2 separate regions of the Homo sapiens genome follow, and region 2 is linked to region 1. Evidence: chromatin loops called from intact Hi-C (ENCODE). Cell type or tissue: heart right ventricle. All regions are shown on one strand. Each heading gives the region's core, and the rest is flanking DNA. Links, peaks and the distances in the headings are about the cores only.

Evidence for each region. A loop is a pair of places that touch in the nucleus more often than their neighbours do. Peaks named below come from ENCODE experiments on the same cell type or tissue, not always from the same donor. Only the 100,000 strongest peaks of a DNase experiment are listed, where the experiment ranks them.
Region 2: a loop joins it to region 1, with 9 times the contacts of the local background. A loop is called at or near these places in 1 of 110 quality-filtered maps.

The regions. Positions count from the first base shown.
Region 1 is chr14:63,244,708-63,255,371 of GRCh38, reverse strand. The region is part of intron 1 of RHOJ (ras homolog family member J); the gene reads right to left. Among named protein-coding and RNA genes, the nearest start is that of RHOJ, 46 kb to the right of the region's middle. In heart right ventricle, for the core only: no CTCF peak of the experiment used is centred there; a DNase peak (open chromatin) is centred at 6,039; H3K27ac peaks cover 2,596 bases.
Region 2 is chr14:63,296,313-63,306,976 of GRCh38, reverse strand. No RefSeq gene overlaps it. Among named protein-coding and RNA genes, the nearest start is that of GPHB5, 17 kb to the left of the region's middle. RefSeq lists enhancers at 7,721-8,220, 8,221-8,722. In heart right ventricle, for the core only: no CTCF peak of the experiment used is centred there; no DNase peak of the experiment used is centred there.

The DNA of each region.
Region 1 (10,664 bases), core at 3,491-8,490:
CAGTTACGTATAAAGGGAGCAGTGTATTCCACAAAGGAAATGCAGAGAGGCAACTGGGTCAGGACAGCAGCTGGAGTGCTCATCCTTGCCCCATCACTAGTCACCAGACCTTAAGAGGGTGGGGGCATGGTCCCGGATGAATTCCTGCAGAGAGCTGCAGGGACCTGCTGTGGGAAGAACCTCCCAAGAGGGCTGATGGTTACCTCAGGGGGGGATTTGAGGCGTAGAAGGGACTTTGGCCAAAAAGAGATGAAAGAGATGAAATTATAACAAAGTAACCTTAGGTCTTGGAAAATTTTCTCTTGCTCCCCTGGGTCATTATTAAGGGGATCATGGCCTCAACATTTGAGAGCGTGAGTAAAGGGAGGGAAGTGAGCGATGGGGGCCAAGAAGGCTGGGAAAAGAGCCGCTTTTCTGTTGTTCAGTCCAATATTTCAGTAGATTGTACCCAGCAGCTTGGATCGCTATAAAAACCCAACGTGCTTTCTTCTATATGGGGACTTCAAGAGTCCTTTTGAAGTTCTCTGACATAATTTTAAAGATGTGCTTCTGGACCTGTGGAAGTACCCACTGTTGCTCTCTGTCCATCTGTCCATCTGTCTACCATGGCAGCCTGTGTGGGCATGGCTTTAGGAGCAGCTGGGGAAGTTGCACATGTTTATCTTCTCTGGGTGAGCTCCGCTTTCCCTGCTTTCTCCTCCCTAGCCTTGGAAATTGGTATCCCGCTTCTCTCTTCTCCTTGACTAAAATCTATCCAATTTTCTTTTTTCCCCCACACAATGAGCTACTACAAATGCTTAATAGCTGACTGGACTGTGAACTCCTTACAGGCAAAGAGAAGCCTCTAAGGCCCAGCACCGTGCCTTGCAAGTAATGAGTATTCAATCAACGAGGTTTGCTGAATGAATGGATGGCTTAAATGCCCCCCTCCCCCAGGAGCACATACATTTCTCAGGGGATCACATCAAACGGATAAAGCTCTGCTAGGGATCTCAGGAGCATCTGGTGGACTGGAAGTGAGTTGTGGAGTCTTGTAGCTTTCCCAGCACCCAGGAAATCATAGCAGAAGGCCACGGTGATACTTTCTGGTGTGCATGCCAGGAGACCCAGTTGTTGAATTGAAACTGATCAATTCTAGAAAATAAGGAAGGCTATTGAGCCCATGGCTTGGGCTCACTCCAAGATAGACAGTGATGGAGTGTTTGGCCAGTTCCCAGCACTGACAGCCGAGACAATGCTGATCCGGTCCTGTGTGACATAAGGCAGCCATTGCAGTTGTCAATTTCAGGTCCTGGGGGATCAGCTCAAGACCTTGACCCCCACCTCCACAAGCGGCTGGCTCTACCATCACTCCAACCACTGTGCTGCCTGGGAACACTGTCAGGGACAGTTCTAGAGCTGCAGTGACTCTGCTTCCAAATCTGACTCCCAGCGAAGAGACAGAGAAAAAAACAGAACATACCTGCTAGTTACGTTCCAGACTTAAGAATTAGTGAAAATAAATGGATATTAGCCATACCTCCTGAGACAAACTCAAGCAGTGTGTGTGTGTTTTTAACTATCACATTGGTTGACCCTCTACCAGTCAACAAAAAATGTTCTCTTTTAGACTGTGCTGCAAGGATCAGATCTTCTGCTCTTTGACCATGGCATTTGTAACTAGTTGTTTTTGTCATATGATCTTAGAAACAGTAAGAAGGGAGTAGCCTTACAAATCAATAAGTGCTAACCTGCCTAAAAATAGAAATGGCTGGAGGAAAGCAGAGATAGGTAAGGAGGGGGAAGTGTCCTAGATGAATACAAGAAAATAACTAAGCAAATGATTTCAAATTTTATCTAGGGGCCAGGTACAGTATCTCATGCCTGCAATCCCGGCACTTTGGGAGGCCAAGGCAGGAGGATCACTTGAGGCCAGGAGTTTGAGACAGCCTGGGCAACATAGTGAAACCCCATCTCTAAAAAAAAAAAAATTAGCTACTTGGGAAGCTGAGGCAGGTGATTCTTTAACCCAGGAGTTTGACGTTATAGTGAGCTATGATTGCACCATTGCACTGCAGTCTGGGTGACAGAGTAAGACCCTGCCTCTAAAAAAAATTATCTAAAGCCTATATGCTTTCAAAGCATTCAGGGAAGTGTACTTTTAGCAGATGGAGGAACTAGGAGTTGGCATGTGCAAATGACAGCCTTAGGCTCAGGACCGATAACAGACATGTATCTATTGAATGACCCCTTGCATGACCTTGAGAATGATAGAGGCCTTCATCTTTAAGAGTTTATAAGAAAAGAAAGAATAGGCAAGTGATATAAACAATTTCTATACAGATTCAGGGCTAGAAGGAAAGCTAGAAAAATTGTCTAAAAATCCAGCCAAATGCCAACCTAAATAGTTACAGAGAATTTTGTAATTTGTCTGTTAGAAATGATCTCATCTTCATGTTCCTATTCTTAAGAGGTGCTTCTATCAGGTGTGGAGGCTCATGCCTGTAGTCCCAGTTACTGGGAAGGCCGAAGTGGGAGGGTTGCTTGAGGCTAGGAGTTTGTGAATAGCCTGGGCAACATAATGATACCCCATCTCTTAAAGAAAAAAGAGATATATCTTATTCCATTTTCATGTCCCTTTCCTGATGCTGTTGCCTTTTTGGGAAGGCATGGAGGAGTGAGGGAGAAGATTAGGAGATGGCTAGGAGTGAGAGTCAGGGGTATGGGGGATTGGGGGACAACAAAGATAGTAGTAAATTCTAGGCAGGAGGAATAACAAGATCTTCTTTCATCACAGCTGCACACTAGAGGACTATTGATTAGGAAGGATGTTTTTCTTGGGGTTAAAACAACGTTTTGAAAATATCCCTGGGCTACTTTTTCAGGATGAAAAGTATTTTATATCATGTCTTTGGGCTGAACTGTTTGAATTCATGAACTGGTCTGAATGGATGATACCGGATACTGAATCAGTAGACAGTTCTTGGATATGGTTTTAATCACATCATAAATATATACCTTGGCTTATCCACAGACCTCTAATTATTTGACATAACTATTGTAGGTGGAATAATGGTCCCCCAAAGATGCCCACATCCTAGTTCCTGGAACCTGTCAGAGAAGATGATGTCAGAATAGAAGCAGAGGTTGAGGTGCTGTGGAAGGGCTCATGAGCCAGGCAGCCTCTAGACACTGGGAAAGGCAAGGAATGAATTCTCCCCTGGAGCCTGTAGGAATGCAGGTCTGCTGGCTCCTTGATTTGAGTCTAGTGAAACACATTTTGGACTCTATTTATTTATTTATTTTTGAGACAGAGTTTCTCTCTGTTGCCCAGGCTGGAGTACAGTGGCGTGATCTCGGCTCACTGCAACCTCTGCCTCCTGGGTTCGGGTGATTCTCGTGCACCACCAAGCCCGGCTAAGTTTTGTATTTTTAGTAGAGATGGGATTTTGCCATGATGACCAGGCTGGTTTTGAACTCTTGGCCTCAAGTGATCAGCCTGCCTCGGCCTCCCAAAGTGCTGGGATTACAGGCGTGACCCACTGTGACATTTTGGACTTTTGACCTCCAAAATTATAAGATAATAATAAGTTGTGGTAATTTGTTACAGAAGCAGTAGAAAATGAATAGAGACTTTATCTTATAAAATACTTACTAAATAAATGTTATTAAGTCAATGATGTTTGGGAGAGAGGACCTCCTTTCCCTTGACGTAATATTTCCATGTGACGGAAATCACTTAGGGTCAACACACTTGGCTTGAATGCCCCCAGTGGAGTGAGAGAATCATCTGATTGGTAAATCTGGGAGCAGTAACTGGGTATGCATTGCTCAGCACCTTCCCCTTTCTCTTTGGGTTTGTCTGCAGAGAGCTTGTTGAAGCTTAGGCTTGTGTTCCTCTCTCAGGAAAAACACTATTTCTAGAATTGAGACTGTGAAAAATTCTTTTCTATGGGTTTTTGTAAAGAGAAGACTTACAATAATGTAGTGAACAAGGTTCTAAATGTGATCTTGAGTAACTATGGCTATATACTTCAGAAGCCATTTCTTACAATGTCCTTCAGTTTAAGGAAGTGGTACAATAAAACATACTTCTTTTCTTTACACTTAATAATTATGTATTGAGAATCTACTATGGACCAGGGGCAAAGCTGGGTGCTAGGGCATCCATGGGTGAAGAAAACAGAATTATCCTTGCCTTCAGGGAGCTTATAGTTTGGAAGGGGAGCCAGATACTGTACAAATAACCCCTTGCTAGGAAAATATAAAACAGGACTCAAGGGGAATGTAAAACAGGAGGCTCAGTTGATTTTTTTAACTTTTTAATTTTTTAAATTAATTAATTAATTATTTATTTTTGAGACGGAGTTTCACTTGTTGCCCAGGCTGGAGTGCAATGGTGAAATCTTGGCTCACTGCAGCCACTCCCTCTCAGGTTCAAGCGATTCTTCTGCCTGAGCCTCCTAAGTAGCTGGGATTACAGGCACCTGCCATCACGCCCAGCTAATTTTTTGTATTTTTGGTAGAGATGGGGTTTCTCCATATTGGCGAGGCTGATCTGGAACTCCTGACCTCAAGTGATCTGCCTACCTTGGTCTCCCAAAGTGCTGGAATTACAGGTGTGAGCCACCGCACCCAGCCTCTAGAGGCTCACTTTAGATTAGGGGTCAGGGACAACCCCTTTGAAGAAGTGACATTGAAACTGAGCCCTGAGCAGTAAGTTGAGTGTGCAAGCACAGTGTTTGTGTGCATAGTGGAAAAAAGTCCTGGTGTATTTGTGTGTGTGTGTATGGGGGGACATTCTAGGCAGAGGAAAAAACACATACAGAGGTCCTGAGATGGGAAAGATGTGAGGCCAGGCGCAGTAGCTCACGCTTGTAATCCCAGCACTTTGGGGAGGCCAAGGTGGGCAGATCGCTTGAGCCTAAGAGTTTGAGACCAGCTTGGGCAACATGGCAAAACCCTATCTCTACAAAAATTACAAAGATTAGCAGGGCGTGGTGGCATGTACCTGTAGTTCCAGCTGCTCAGGAGGTGGGAGGATCACTTGAGCCTGGGTGGTTAAGGCTGCAGTGAGCCATGTTCGGGCCACTGTACTCCAGCCTGGATGACAGAGTGAGGCCCTGTCTCAAACAAAACAAAACAAACAAACAAAAAGAAAGGTCAATATGGCTGGAGTGTAGTGAATGAGGGGAGTAAGCAGATAATGGCCTGCAGAGCTTTTATATTTTATAGCTTGGGAGCATATTACAGTGGCCCAGGGAAAAGATGATGGTAGCTTAGACCAGGTGGTAGCAGTAGAGATGTGGGAGATGTGTCTAGCTGGGGCAAAAGCATGCACAAATGGGTGACTTGCTGTCCATGTGGAGAACATTTCCCCCTATTTCCAAATTTGATTTAATCCTGGGTCAACTTTAACTGTTTCCTAACTGGCTACAGCATTTAAATTTGTTGCTTGTGCAAATTTGACATGCTTCCTAGGAGACATTATCTTTGTCTCTAACGTGGTTCTACTAAGAGCAGTGGTTCTTAACCTTGGTTGCACCCTGGACCAATTACAACAGAATCTATCGATATCCAGGCATTGATGTTTTGGGGTTGAGACCTAGGTATTCATATTTCTTAAAGCTCCCCAAGTGGCCGAGGATGAGAACCACTGACTTAGAGCATTAGATTGATGAGGTATAACATATAAGCTTAGAAATAAATCCAGCATTCAAGGTGGAAAACAAGATTGAGAAGGAATATTTCTACTAACATGAGGTTCAAATGGAGCTATTTTCAGTTTTCTCTAACTAGGTCCACTTGTTAATCAAAATTAAATTATGATTAAATGAGAAAACTAATATCCTTGCAAACACTTGAACTTTCAGCAGCTCTTGTCAAATTTATCTGAGACCCTGAACTTCATAAATAAAGGTGAATTCTTAGGCACTGCATGAGTCAAGGCGTAGACTAATTGGACACAAAAGGTTTCACCTCTAAATCACTGCCAGAGGCCAGCAGTGTTGAGCATATGCTGGCTGCTCGGTGGTAGTTTTTAACAGAACACTTGGACTGCATCCTGTTGCTGTGGGAAGATTCCCAAGACTATGCACTTGTTAGCCCTCATCTATCAGAAATGATTCATGTGTGTGTAGGGTTGGTGAGTTCCCATTATTCTGCCAACTCTTTAGAAGCTTTTTGCTCTGTAAGGACAGGGACTTCAGTGGACATGTCTTGTTCCTTCCAGCATCAATTTCATGCCTTCTTTTCTTTCCTAGAAGTGCCCTGAGCTTCTCAGCCATATGCAGTGGGCTCTGACTGTTTGCAAGAATGGGCTCTGATGAGTTTAAACCTGTTGTATATCCCATGTCCTTGATCACATTGATTGCTTAGGCACTGGTACATGACCTGAGTCAGACCAATTGGGACCAACAATACTCAAGTCTAGGTCCTTTCTTTGAGTGAGGGTGGAGATGCGGGGGAAGTGGGGAATGGTTCCTCTTTCTGACTAGTAGTGCATAAGTAAGGAGGCAGCTCCAGGAGCTGCTGGGAGCCATCTGGGAACTGTGAAAAGAAATCTATCTGAGAATGGAAGCAACCCTGAGAAGGCAGGGCTGAAAGATGTCATATGAGTGATGTTTAAAGCTTCATCTGAAGCTAGGACTAACCCTGTAACTTGTAGTGTTAAAGGGACTGTGTCTGCCTTGTTCATTCTGTGGCTCCACCATGCCAATAAATGTTTGTTAAATAAATGAATGGTAAACAGAGGAAAGACAGCAATGTTAGGAAATATAAATCAGTATTGAGTTTATATAATTGCAGAAGAAAAGACCATTCTATTAAGGGCCAAATTCCCATCATTTTTTCTGTCTCTGAAATCTACTCGAAATAGTAAAATATGGAATTCCCTTCTGGATACCTTAGAATGACAAAGGGAGCTAAAATGGAAAAGAGCTATAATAAATAATAAATCTGGCAGTGGAATGGATGGGAGGGAGCAAATTCTTTTTTCCATAACACTGGTATCTAGGGAAGTCTGACTCAGATTTAAGGCATGTAAGTCAAGGAGTTCCAAAACTTGAGTATTTTATTATTTCTTTAGCTCTACAAATGTTCCACTTCTTTTAGTTGCATTTGCCTTGACATAAATTATCAAAATTTTGCCCCCATTTGAATTTATAGAATTACTGTATTATAAAAGAAAATATGTATATGTTTTGATACACTACTCAAGACTAACACACCTAGTCAAAGATCCATATCTTAATTTATTAATATGATACTTAATATGGTTTGGCCGTGTCCCCACCCAAATCTCATCTTGAACTGTAGCTCCCACAATTCCCACATGTTGTGAGAGGGACCCAGTGGGTGATAATTGATTTATGGGGGCAGTTTCCCCCATACTGTTTTCATGGTAGTGAATAAGTCTCATGAGATCTGATGGTTTTATAAGGCGTTTCCCTTTTCACTTGGCTCTTATTCTCTGTCTTGCCTGCTGCCATGTAAAACATGCCCTTTGCCTTCTGCCATGATTGTGAGGCCTCCCCGGTTAGTGGAACGGTGAGTCCATTAAACCTCTTTTTCTTTTTAAATTACCCAGTCTTGGGTATGTCTTTATTAGCAGCATGAAAACAGACTAATACAATACTTGATTAGGGGCTATACATTATATGAGGAATTTATCTTATTTCACACATAACCAATAGGTGAGAAGAAGGCAAAACAGATCCTACCAAAAGCCATGATGATGCCCCTATCATTATTCTACCCAAGGGCACATTCAAATATGAGAAGGAGACAATTTACTTTCATAAGTGGGAATAAGGATAGTTTGCATTTGTTAATAGAAACTTAGTAGTCTCTTCCAAGAGAATTTACAATGAAAATGTCCATCATTTCTTCTAAGATTATAGTTTCTTTATTTTTTCTGTATATTTTTTTTCACCTACTCACTAGAACACACTAGATTGTAGGGCTACAGGAAAGAGAAAAGTAGAAATGGAAGAATGATGAAAAGAGGGTAGCCTGAAAAGAAAGGTTTTAATTTCAAATTCCATGCTTTGAAAGCTCAGATACATTTGGTGAGCAGGGAAACACCACTGGAGGTGCTGTTCTAGAAGGCTGTTCTTCCAAGTTCATTGCTTAAGGGACTTGTTGAGGGTCAAAAGAGCCCACATACTACTTACTGTTTACACTGAGAAAACTTGTGTATTATTTCAACACAATTCTACCAACTTTTTCTTAGTCTTTGCTCTGGCTACTCCATTCTTCATTCTTCACCCAAGATCAAGGCCAAGATTCCTTTCTCTCCTAGAAGCCTCCCAGCCTAGCTCCATGTCTTTCTGATTCCAGACTTGTTCTGAATCCCCTTCCAGTTCTGTCTCAAAATCTGTAAAATGGAGCTGGGTAAGAATGTGGGGAACAGTTAAAATGGATTAATGAATTAATGAATTAAAGCCCTATTTCCACTAAGGGCTGACTCTGAAGCCCCCTCTCATAAACCTGTAAACAGGTTGTGATCTAGTTTGTCAAGCTGAATTTGGAACCTGGAATATATTTAGCTGCCCACCCTCCATTCCTCGTCACTTCTACGTTTAGATTCCTAGGCTGGCTCACAATAGTGCACAGTAAAGCTGACTTCTTATAAATATATAGCAAAACAGAAGGTTTTCTTACTCTACATACTGTTACCTTGAAAAAATTGTGAAAATTTTATTTTCAATCCTAGTGGTCAAAGAAAAACAAGGTGCAAGAAATAGGAGGAGAGAGAGAATCATATGAATAATAGCTAATGTTCATGGCATGCTTACCTTGTAGGCACTGTACCAAGTGCTTTATGTGAATTATCTCATTAATTTCTTACTTTAATAGTACAGGAAAAAAAGAGTCTCAGGTTTTGTAATTTTTCCAAGAACACAGTAGTGGTAAGAGTTGGAGCTGAGAATAGAACACCAGTTTGTCTGGTTTCAAAGTCCAGGCTTTACCTACGATGTGGTTTTTATAGAGATTCCGAAGAAAACCTCTGGATGCTTATTATTATTAAGCCCAATTTCCCTGAACACTCTAGACTTTTAATTTTTATCTTTGTTTTTGTTGTAGGTTGTGCTGTTTACTTATACATGAAATGGGAGGGAAAAGAAATTGCCTGAGATTAAGAGAGAAATATTTCCAAGACTGTAGTGAAAGGTAGTGGGTTAGAAATGAGTGGTGAGTAGAGAGGATGTGAGAGAGAGGAGGGAGAAAGTGAGTAGTTAAGAAGGTGATGGGAACCAGACATGGGGTTGTGCCCTTCTCTGGAGCTTGGCCCAGCAACCTGGGTTGTTGCCAGGAGACAGCTGGGGTGGAGGAGGGGAATCAGGAGACTCCTAAGCCGGGTCTTTGAAACACCAGGAATCCTTGCACTATGGAGTCTCCTTTGGGTTTATGACAAGGTCATAAATCATCTAATAATAACATCCATTACCTGATTAATAGGTGACAGAGCCAGGATTAGAATTCAGGTCTGTGTGAATTCAAAGCTTGGGCTCTAATCACCCCCTTCTTCTGATGACTCTGATGGCCTGGGCCACTGCACCTGTGGACGTCTTCTATCGAGTAGCATCCATGGTTAGTTAAGGATTTTTGCAGTGTCCCAGACCCTTCAGTTTGTAAGCATTTACCAACAAAGAGATCATAGTTCCAGATTTATACATTGGTCTAAGATCAGATTTGTACAGTTATAACCCCTCCACTCCCCTTTTTTTCTTTTTTTGAGACAGGGTCTTGCTCTGTCATCCTGGAGTACAGTGGCACAATCATAGCTCACTGCGGTCTCAAACTCCTGGGCTTAAGTGATCCTCCCTCCTCAGCCCCCTGCCAGGTAGCTAGGATTACAGTCATGTATCACCATGTCTGGCTAATTTTTAAATTTTTAATAGAGATGGGGTCTTGCTATGTTGCATGGTGTCCATGGTGGTCTCAAACTCCTGGCCTCAAGTCATTCTCCTGCCTCCTCAGCCTCCTAAAGTATGGGATTACAGGTGTGAGCCAGTGCACCCGGCCAAGAGAATTTTTTAAATAGTATACCCTGTGTATTGATGTAGTCAGTTGTGTTTTCTGCCTTTTTTTTTTAATGAAGCAAGACAATCTTGAACATCTTTTCTATTATGAGTTTGTATGTGATAACTAAAATGTAGTAATGCTCAGACACAACAGCACTGAAAGAGTTGAAGTTGCTTCAGTACCCTGATGCTTACAGAGTTTTTTAGAACAAGATGGAAACACTTTGGGTTTAATATTTCCAAATATATGATTGAGGATGAGGGAATGTTTGGATTTTAGTTATTCAGCAACTTCTACAGTTAAAGACAGTGATATGCAGAGAGGGTCATATAGCCAGCAAGCCCTGGACACTGTGTGTAAATTCATGTTTGTTGAACTCCAAAGCTCATACAGTTTTCAATATGCTGTGCTGCTTTTGGAGTGTGTGAACACACGTGTGTACACACAAATACCCATGTGTGAGTGGACACAATCAGAGACAAGAATAATGACATCAAAACTAAGCCTTTGCCTACCTGAGAACTCCTTTATTTATTTGTTGAAAATTAATTTTTAAGTAGTTCTATGACCTTGGGCAAATTATTTAATGTATTTCAGTCTCAGTTTTCTTGTTTTTGAAATTGGTATCTTAATACTTTTGTGTTATTCTTGCAAGG
Region 2 (10,664 bases), core at 3,238-8,237, 52 kb before region 1:
GACTGTTCCTTTTGCTGTGGAAAAGCACTTTAGTTTAATTAGGTCCCAGCTATTTATCTTTGTTTTTATTGCATTTGCTTTTGGGTTCTTGGTCATGAAATCCTTGCCTAAACCAATGTCTAGATGGGATTTTCCAGTGTTATCTTGTAGAATTTTTATAGTTTCAGGTCTTAGGTTTAAGTCCTTAATCCATCTTGAGTTGATTTTTGTGTGAGATGAGGATCCAGTCTCATTCTCCTACATTTGACTAGCCAATTATCCCAGCACCATTTGTTGAAAAGGGTGTCCTTTCTCCACTTTATGTTTTTGTTTGCTTTGTTGAAGGTCAGTTGGCTGTAAGTATTTGGGTTTATTTCTGGGTTCTCTATTCTGTCCTCTTGGTCTTTGTGCCTATTTTTGCACCAGTACCACGCTGTTTTGGTGACTATGGCCTTACAGTAGAGTTTGAGATCAGATAGTTGCTTCTGTCTCACAGCTCTTAAGATTTTTTTCCTCCGTCTTAACTTTGGATAACCTGATGACAATGTACCTAGGTGAGATAGTTGAGATCAGACACCTCCAGATTTGTTCTTTTTGCTTAGTCTTGCTTTGGCTATGCGGGCTCTGTTTTGGTTCCATATGAATTTTAGAATGGTTTTTTCTAATTCTGTGAAGAGTGATGGTGGTATTTTGATGGGGATTGCATTGAATTTGTAGATTGCTTTTGGCAGTATGGTCATTTTCACACTATTGAGTCTACCCATCCATGAGCATGGGATGTGTTTCCATTTTTTTGTGTCATCTATGATTTCTTTCAGCAGTGTTTTGTAGTTTTCCTTGTAGAGGTCTTTCGAATCCTTTGTTAGGTATATTCCTAAGTTTCCTTTTTTTTTTCTTTCTTTTGCAGCTATTGTAAAAGGGGTTGAGTTTTTTATTTGATTCTCCACTTGGTCGCTGTTGGTGTATAGAAGAGCTACTGACTAGTGTACATTAATCTTGTATCTGGAAACTTTGCTGAATTTTTTTTATCAGTTCTAGGAACTTTCTGGAGGAGGACTTAGGGTTTTCAAGGTAAACAATCATATCGTCAGCAAACAGTGACAGTTTGACTTCCTCTTTACCGATTTGGATGCCCTTTATTTTTTCTCTTGTCTGATTGCTCTGGCTAGGACTTCCAGTGCTGTGTTGAAGAGGAGTGGTGAGAGTGGGCGTCCTTGTCTTTTTCCAGTTCTCAGAGGGAATGCTTTCAACTTTTCCCCATTCAGTATTATGTTGGCTGTGAGTTTGTCATAGATGGCTTTTATTACATTAAGGCATGTCCCTTTTATGCTGATTTTGCTGAGAGTTTTAATCGTAAAGTGATTCTGAATTTTGCTGAATGCTTTTTCTGCATCTATTGAGATGATCATGTGATTTTTGTTTTTAATTCTGTTTATGTGGTGTATCACATTTATTGACTTGTGTATATTAAACCATCCCTCGTATGAAACCCACTTGATCATTGTGGATTACCTTTTTGATAATCTTTTTGTTGGATTCAGTTAGCAAGTATTTTGTTAAGGATCTTAGCATCTACATTCATCAAGGATATCGGTCTGTAGTTTAGTTTTTTGGTTAGGTCCTTTCTTGGTTTTGGTATTAGGGTGATGTTGGCTTCATTGAATGAATTATGGAGGGTTCCTTCTTTCTCTATCTTGTGGAATACCGTCAAAAGGATTGGTACCAATTTTTTGAATGTCTGGTAGAATTCTGCTGTGAATCCATTTGGTCCTGTACTTTTTTTGTTGGTAATTTTTAGATTACCATTTATTTCAGTCTTGCTGCTTGTTGTTGGTCTGTTCAGGGTATCTAATTCTTTGGTGATTTACCTAGGAGGGTTGTATTTTTCCAGGAATTTATCCATCTCTTCTAGGTTTTCTAGTTTATGTGAGTAAAGGTGTTCATAGTAGCCTTGAATGATCTTTTGTATTTCAGTGGTGTCAGTTGTAATATCTCCTGTTTTGTTTCTTAGTGAGGTTATTTGGATTTTTTCTCTTCCTTCTTGGTTAATCTTGCTAATGGTCTATCAATTTTATTTATCTTTTCAAAGAACCTGCTTTTTGTTTCATTTATCTTTTGTATTTATTTTTGTTTCAATTTCATTTAGTTCTGCTCTGGCCTTGGTTATTTCCTTTCTTCTGCGGGGTTTGAGTTTGGTTTGTTCTTGTTTCTCTAGTTCCTTGAGGTGTGACCTTAGAATGTCAGTTTGTGCTGTTTCAGTCTTTGTGATGAAGGCGTTTAGGGCTATGAACTTTCCTCTTAGCACTGCCTTTGCTGTATCCCAGAGGTTTTGATAGGTTGTGTCATTATTGTCGTTCAGTTTGAAGAATTTTTAAATTTCAATGTTGATTTCGTTTTTGACCCAACGCTCATTCAGGAGAAGGTTATTTAATTTCCATGTATTTTCATGGTTTTGAAGCTTCCTTTTGGAGTTGATTTCCAGTTTTATTCCACTGTGGTCTGGGAGAGTGCTTGATATAATTTCAATTTTCTTAAATTTATTGAGGCTTGTTTTATGGCCTATCATATGGTCGATCTTGGAGAAAGTTCCATGCACTGTTGAATAGAATGCGTATTCTGTGGTTATTGGATGGTAATGTTCTGTATATATCTGTGAAGTCCATTTGTTCCAAGGTATAGTTTAAATCTATTGTTTCTTTGTTAACTTTCTGTCTTGATGACCTGTCTAGTGCTGTTAGTAGAGTACTGAAGTCCCCACTATTATTGTGTTGCTGTCTATCTCATTTCTTAAGTTCATTAGTAATTGTCTTATAAATTTGGGAGCTCCAGTGTTAGGTGCATATATGTTTAGAATTGTGATATTTTCCTGTTGGACAAGGCCTTTTACCATTATATAATGTCCCTCTTTGTCTCTTTTAACTGCTGTGGCTTTAAAGTTTGTTTTTCTGATATAAGAATTGCTACTCCTGCTCACTTTTGGTGTCCATTTTCATGAAATGCCTTTTTCCTCCCCTTTACTTTAAGTTTATGTGAGTCCTTATGTGCTAGGTGAGTCTCCTGAAGGCAGTAGATGGTTGGTGAGTTCTTATCCATTCTGTGGTTCCATATCTTTTAAATGGAGCATTTAGGCCATTTACATTCGATGTTAGTATTGAAATGTGAGGTACTGTTGCATTCATCATGCTCTTTGTTGCCTGTCTACTTTGTTTTTTTTTTTTGTTTTGTTTTTGCTTTTTAACTTGTATTTTTGCTTTACAGGTCTTGTGTGGTTTATGCTTTAAAGAGGTTCTGCTTTGATGTGTTTCCAGGATTTGTTTCAAGATTTAGAGCTCCTTTTAGCATAGCAATTCTTGTAGTGGTGGCTTGGTAATGGCGAATTCTCTCAGCATTTATTTGTCTGAAAATGACTGTATCTTTGCTTCATATATGATGCTTAGTTTCGCTGGATACAAAATCCTTGGCTGATAATTGTTTTGTTTGAGGAGGCTGAAGATAGGGCCCCAATCTCTTCTAGCTTGTAGGGTTTCTGCTGAGAAATCTGCTGTTAATCTGATAGGTGCTTCTGTGTCACAGCTCTTAACATTTTTTTCCTTCGTCTTAACTTTGGATAACCTGATGGCAATGTACCTAGGTGAAGATTTTTTTTTTTTTTTTTTTTGAAATGGAGTCTTGCTCTGTCGCCCAGGCTGCAGTGCAGTGGCGCAATCTCGGCTCACTGCAAGCTCTGCCTCCCGGGTTCACACCATTCTCCTGTCTCAGCCTCCCAAGTAGCTGGGACTACAGGTGCCCGCCACCACACCTGGCTAATTTTCTTTTGTATTTTTATTAGAGATGGAGTTTCACTGTGTTAGCCAGGATGGTCTCGATCTCCTGACCTCATGATCTGCCTGCCTCGGCCTCCCAAAGTGCTGGAATTACAGGTGAAGATCTTTTTGTTATGAATTTCCTGGATGTTCTTTGTGCTTCTTGTATTTGGATGTCTAGGTCTCTAGCATGACCAGGGAAGTTTGCATCGATTATTCCCACAAGTATGTTTTCCAAGCTTTTAGAATTACCTTCTTCTTCAGGAATACCAATTATTCTTAGGTTTGGTTGTTTAACATAATCCCAGCCATCTTGGAGGCTTTGTTCATATTTTCTTATTCTTTTTTCTTTGTCTTTGTTGGATTGGGTTAATTCGAACACCTTGTCTTTGAGCTCTGAATTTCTTTCTTCTACTTGTCTATATGTGGTGTTTTCTGCCTGGAATAAATTTTCTCTCTCTCTCTCTCTCTCTCTCTCCCCACCACCCCCAATAGCTAACTAGAATCACCTCTCAAGGAAATCTCGCCTCCATGAAGGTTCTTAGCTTTGGTGGTTTAATGTTCTATTTTTGTGCTGGTCGGCCTCCTGCCAGGAGGTGGTACTTTCCAGAGAGCATCAGCTATAGTATTATGGGGATGACTGGTGGGGGGCAGGGCCCTAGAACTCCCAAGATTATATGCCCTTTATCGTCTGCTACCAGGGTGGGTAGGGAAGGACCATCAGGTGGGGGCAGGGCTAGGCATGTCTGAGCTCAGACTCTTGGTCAGGTCTTGCTGCTGCTGCTGCTGTGGGGGATGGGGGTGAGATTCCCAGGCCACTGGAGTTGTGTACCCAGGAGGATTATGGCTGCCTCTGCTGTGTCTTGCCGGTTGTCAGGGAAGTGGGGGAAAGTCAGCCGTCACAGGCCTCATGCAGCTCCCACGCAAACCAAACAATCTGTCTCACTCCCACCGTGCCCTCCCACCCAACAGCCCCCCAGACCGTTTCCAGGCAGAGGGGAATCTGGGCTTGAAAACCTGCCCCAGGCTATCTGCCTCCCAGCTTCCAAAGAAAAGGGCTTGGTTCTTCCCCGGCCTGTGGAGTCTGGACACCGGATTTGCGTCTTCCCCTGAGTTCTGGCCAGGAGGCTTCTCACAGAGTCCAAACTGTTACAAAGTTCAGCTAGACAATTCCTTCTTCCTGTGGAGTTTTACCCCCTGCTCCTCTGGCCACCCTCCTGATGGATCCCTGTGGTGCCATGCAGGAATGGGCTGCTTGGGGACCCAGCGAGCTCCCAGGGCCTTTCTGCTTCTTCCTGTACCCCTGTATTTCCCTTGGCTTTCCAAATTGACTCAGCTTCTGGTAAAGTTGGAAACTTTTCCAGCAAACAGACCTTCATCTTCTCCAGTGCAGGTGTGTGTTCAGGAGAGGAGGGTTTCCCTTTCCCCCTTCCACAGTTGGGGCACTCACAGTTTTGGGGGGGTCTCCTGGGTCCTGCAGGAGCAGTCCGCTTCATTCAGAGGGTCTGTTAGAATCAGAAGTGTGTTACTTTGTAGCTAATAAATGGTAAAAAGGGGAATTTCCTGGAATTTTATTTTTCAGTGGGAGCTTTTTAATTTTGAAACAGTGTTTCTCTCTGTCACCAAGGCTGGGGTGCAGTAGCACGATCTTGGCTCAATGCAGCCTTGACTTCCCAGGCTCAAGGCTCAGGCAATCCGTTGGTTTAATGAATGGGATTGTCTGGAATTGTATACAGGGAAGTCTAGTAGGCTTAGAGGCTTGTGGTTGTGATCCTAGAGTGTCTGAAGAGGGTACTGAAGCTTTCTGAGCAGGTGATATCTGGGACAAGAACTAGGGAAGGATGAGAAAATAAGGGGAGCAGGTGTAAAGCACTGTAATTGGCAATGTAAGGCAGGGATTTGTCTCCAATGTTAAGAAATGTAGAGGGATTATTCTATTCTCTTTTCCAGGTCCTCATTATCAGAAATAAAGTAAACCTTTCCAAGCTCTTTGGATTTATATTTGACCCTAAGTTCCTCTGGCTGTACAATTTCTTTAGCATACTAAATAATTGAGTTTTTTTAATAAAGGCTTCCTGATACACAAGAACAGTTAGTTATATGCTTTGACCTTGATTGTGAGCCACTGGGGCTTTGGAAAGTCATGCAAAGCCAAAAATACAAACACCTCCTTATCCACGCCCCTGACAACACCAAACAAACAGACATTCGCTAAAAGACAAAAAACATTTTATTTTAATAAAGAATATCAATAATACTAAGAATAGTAGTTTTCTTTTGGTAATTTCAAAGAATTACAAGCAAGGAATAAATGTGACTATCTCCAAGTTGCAAATGTGAGTTAAAATTGTTTGAAAGAGCATTTATTCACTGAAAATAAACTGTACACATACACAATAAGGGATATTGATGAACTATTAATAGTTATTATCTCGAGGAAGTATATACATACAGAATTATGCACTTAAAATAAAAATTTTATCCTGTTAGTTTGCAAGTTCTTTCTACATGAAATGCATGAACAGATCATGCTTTCTTGGTTTTACTGTGTTGCTCACGTAAAGATTATTCAGGTGATGGCTTGGCACGGTGGCTCATGCTTGTGATCCCAGCACTTTGGGAGGCCGAGGCAGGCAGATCACTTGAGATCAGGAGTTCAAGATCAGCCTGGCCAACATGGTGAAACCCTGTCTCTACCAAAAATACAAAAATTAGCCGGCTGTGGTGGCACATGCCTGTAGTCCCAGCTACTTGGGAGGGTGAGGCAGGAGAATCGCTTGAACGTCGGAGGCAGAGGTTGCAGTGAACTGAGATCACACCATTGCACTCCAGCCTGGGCAACAGGGTGAGACTCTGTTTAAAAAAAAAAAAATTTCTTCAGGTGACCCAACATGGAGGAGTGAGCCGTCAAAGTCAGACGATCTAAGCTTCCAGACTGTTTTGAACCTCCCATCTTCCATTTCTTCTTGGAATCTGCATATCAAAATTAAAATATTTTGGGGGACCAGTTTTACTGAGTGGAATTAAACTATCCAGCATTTTAAAATATGTTGGACATGTTTTTAAGAGGAAGATCTTGTTCAGCTTTTGGCTCCTGCTTGAGCAAGCTCAAGGAGCAAATGCTGAAACATCTCCCCACTGCAATGTCAACTCATTAATGAGAAGCAAAGTCCAACTGAATTCAGCTGCAAATTTCAGCATTAACAAAATCTGAGCCAACTTCAGGACAAAGCCGAAAGGAACTAATGTACCATAAATTTACCCATGCCAACCTCTACGCTGCAGACAAGGCAAGGAGAATGTGTGGGTTCTGAGCAAGGGCAGGGCAGGGAGGGTTCTCTCCTTCAGGATGTGATCATTTCAATGTGCCTAATTCAGTAGAAATGTTTTTATTCAAATGAAGAGAGGGCTTTAGTTATCCTGGATGGGGAATTTATTTTACCACTACAGAAAAGGCACTGGGAATTAAACATTTTTAAGATTACAAGTAAATGGATTCTTGGAGGCAAATGGATTGTTGATACCAGTTTTCTCCCATTCATTTTTTTTGAAGAGGATAAAATAGACTTTCCTTTGTGGCCTGGGAAAGGAAGTAGCTGGGGCGGGGTGCCATGCTGTGGCAGGCTGTAGGAAGATAGGCAGGCCCTTGTGGTAGAAGCCCTTTTGGCTGCTTGCATCAGTGGTTACAAGGAAGAAATCAGGGATACATTTGCAATAAAGAGAAATAATCTGCTGGGCACGGTGGCTTACATCTGTAATCCCAGTACTTTGGGAAGCCGAGGCAGGCAGGTCACCTGAGGTCAGGAGTTCGAGACCAGCCTGACCAACATGGAGAAACCTCATCTCTACTAAAAAAAGACAAAATTAGCTGGGCGTGGTGATACATGCCTGTAATCCTAGCTACTTGGGAGGCTGAGACAGGAGAATCGCTTGAGCCCAGGAGATGGAGGTTGCCGTGAGCCGAGATAACGCCATTGAACTCCAGCCTGGGCGATAAGAGTGAAACTCCATCCAAAAAAAAAAAAAAAGAAATAATCTTTGGTAAGATTCTGTTTTGGGATTTGCTGAAACCCAAGAATGTTAGCTGCTTTGGCTAGCTGAGTGGCTCCCAGAGGTGACAGCTGTCCCAGTTTAAAAGCGTGTTTTTTTTTTTTTTGAGATGGAGTCTCACTCTGTCGTCCAGGCTGGAGTGCAGTGGTGCGATCTCGGCTCACTGCAACCCTTGCCTCCTGGGTTCAAGCACTGTCCTGTCTCAGCCTCCCAAGTAGCTGGGACTACAGGCACATGCCACCATGCCCAGCTAATTTTTGTATTTTAGTAGAGATGGGGTTTCGCTGTGTTGGCCAGGCTGGTCTGGAACTCCTCACCTCAGGTGATCTACCCACCTTGGCCTCTCAAAGTGCTGGGATTACAGGCGTGAGCCACTGTGCCTGGCCTTTAAAAGCTTTTCAGTTGAAAGGTAATCTTGGAACACAGGTGGGTTCCAGTTGCTTGGAGCATGAGGAACACCTGATTGAATGTCCTAACGTCAGACGTGTGTCTGCAAGTGGAAAGTGAAGCCTGCTGCAGGAAGAGGGAGGTGGTTGGTGCTTCCTAGAAGGGGTGGGCCTTTAATGACTGCACCTGCACAGTGCTATCAGGTCCTTATTGTGGGACCGAATCACTGACATCCTAATGAAAAAATTAGCTAGGCCATTTGCAGGTACAAGAGCACAGGTGGTCCTTGTGCTCTTTTTTGATTCGTTTGAAGGTAGGTGTGATTTGCCTTCAGGACTTCATCAGCAACAATAGGATTTGAATAAGTGGATAGGCTGCTGTATGTGGTTGTGTACAATTTTTAAAGGGCTCTTGTACACAGGGTGGGGTGTGGGCAGGGAGAACAAAGCATGGTCCCCAGTGATGTTTAGTAAAAATATGTCTAGAAAGTTAATAAAACTCTGGTCTGTGCTTAAGGCAATAACAACATGAGTCTCTGGCATGAATCTGTGTCCTGTTTAGAGGACAGGTTGTTTGTAATCAACCCTTATTCTGTCATCTAGAGTTCCGTGTTTTAAGCAATGAAGACAGAAACTCTATCAAAAGTTTCATGCCTCAGAAATTTGTTTTATCTTTACTTTGTGAGTTTATAAAACTTCATGTACCCTGAATCTTTCTTATGTCTTCGTGGAAAATAATTTTGGGGGAGCACTTTTTTCTCACCCTAATAAACATGAAAAAGACTTTCAGAACAGAAGTACTTTAGATCTAGCAGATCTAGCAAACCAGATGCTGCTTTTCTGCTTTTGATTCTAAAATATGCATATTCCTTTCCTGCAGCTGGGCAGCACATGACAAGAAAAAGAAAAGACTTCTGACAGCCCTTTTATTCATCCAGTAAATGTGAGCAACTCAAATATTAGCCTAAGGAACACTCAAAAGGTAGCATCTGAGAGACAGGCTAAGTTGATGGTTCTTCATTAGGCAGCTATGTGTTTGGATATAAAGACTGATGATGAACTTGGTTGTCTCCGAGACCAGTACTTCCCCTATTTCACTGTGTATACAAATCACTTGGGGGTCCTGTTAAAAATGCAGATTCTGATTCAGTAGGTCTGGGCTGGGCCTGAAATTCCACAGTCCTTGGTAGCTCCCAGGTAATGCTGACGCTGCTGGTTCCCAGGCCACATCTTGAGTCACAAGGGGCTGGACAATTTCTTGTTCTAACAAAGGCCTGGAGAAGGCAATTTTCTGGAATGGCAGATGGAGACACCCTCAGATTTCCCAGAAATATGAACAGAAAAAAGACGATTTAATGACTTAAAAGTCAGAACATGGCACAAAATAAATTGTAATGTTAAAAAATGCATAGAATAGGCTGGGTGCAGTGGCTCACGCCTGTAATCCCAGCATTTTGGGAGGCCAAGGCGGGCGGATCACAAGGTCAGGAAGATTGAGAACATCCTGGCTAATACGGTGAAACCCCGTCTCTACTAAAAATACAAAAAAAAATTAGCTGGGCGTGGTGGCGGGAACCTGTAGTCCCAGCTACTTGGGAGACTGAGGCAGAATGGCGTGAACCTGGGAGGGGAGCTTGCAGTGAGCTGAGATCGTGCCACTGCACTCCAGCCTGGGCGACAGAGCGAGACTCCGTCTCAAAAAAAAAAAAGCATAAAATAATATTCCAATAATTATGACACAGGCACACAGAATCACCATTACATAAGATGCAGATTGTAAGAACGCCATCCCGTGAGCAGGTCAGCCTGCTTCCCTTGACGATCATTTCCTCTGCAGAGATTACATTAGGAGGAACATGAACTGTTGCAATTGGGATAAAATTCTGCTGAGATGTACTTAAACAGTAATTACTGTTTACTCAGAGCAGAAAACAATTTAAACCAGGTGATGAGAAGGATGTAGAATTCATTAGTTTTCTTGCCCACAGCTCCTCTAGGAGAAAAGAATCTGATTGCTTGAAAAAAAATTGATTTAAAAAATGGCAAATGGAGGTAATTTTAGATATGTATTCACAAAGCTGCCCCAAACATACTGCCCTATTCAGAAGTTGTTTCTATTTTTTTTCCCCCAAAGAACTAACATAAGCTCAAAAGATTGAGACAGACTTGCACAGAATCACTGGGAGGCTAAGTGTGCTGAGGTTGCTTCAAGGCATGACTCAGGTGTGGGCCCTGGAGACCCTCTCCTTGTAGAGCCTCACACATCATTTCCCCTGTAACACTGATCAGATTCTGTTTGGCAAAGATCACAGCATATACTGGGAGGCTTGGAGGACATGGCTAAAAATACAGCAAAATTACTCCAGTTATAGTATCATGGAACTTCTGAGTCACTGCAGAACTCATAGAACAAAATGAAATGATCAAAGTAGAACATATTTAAAAC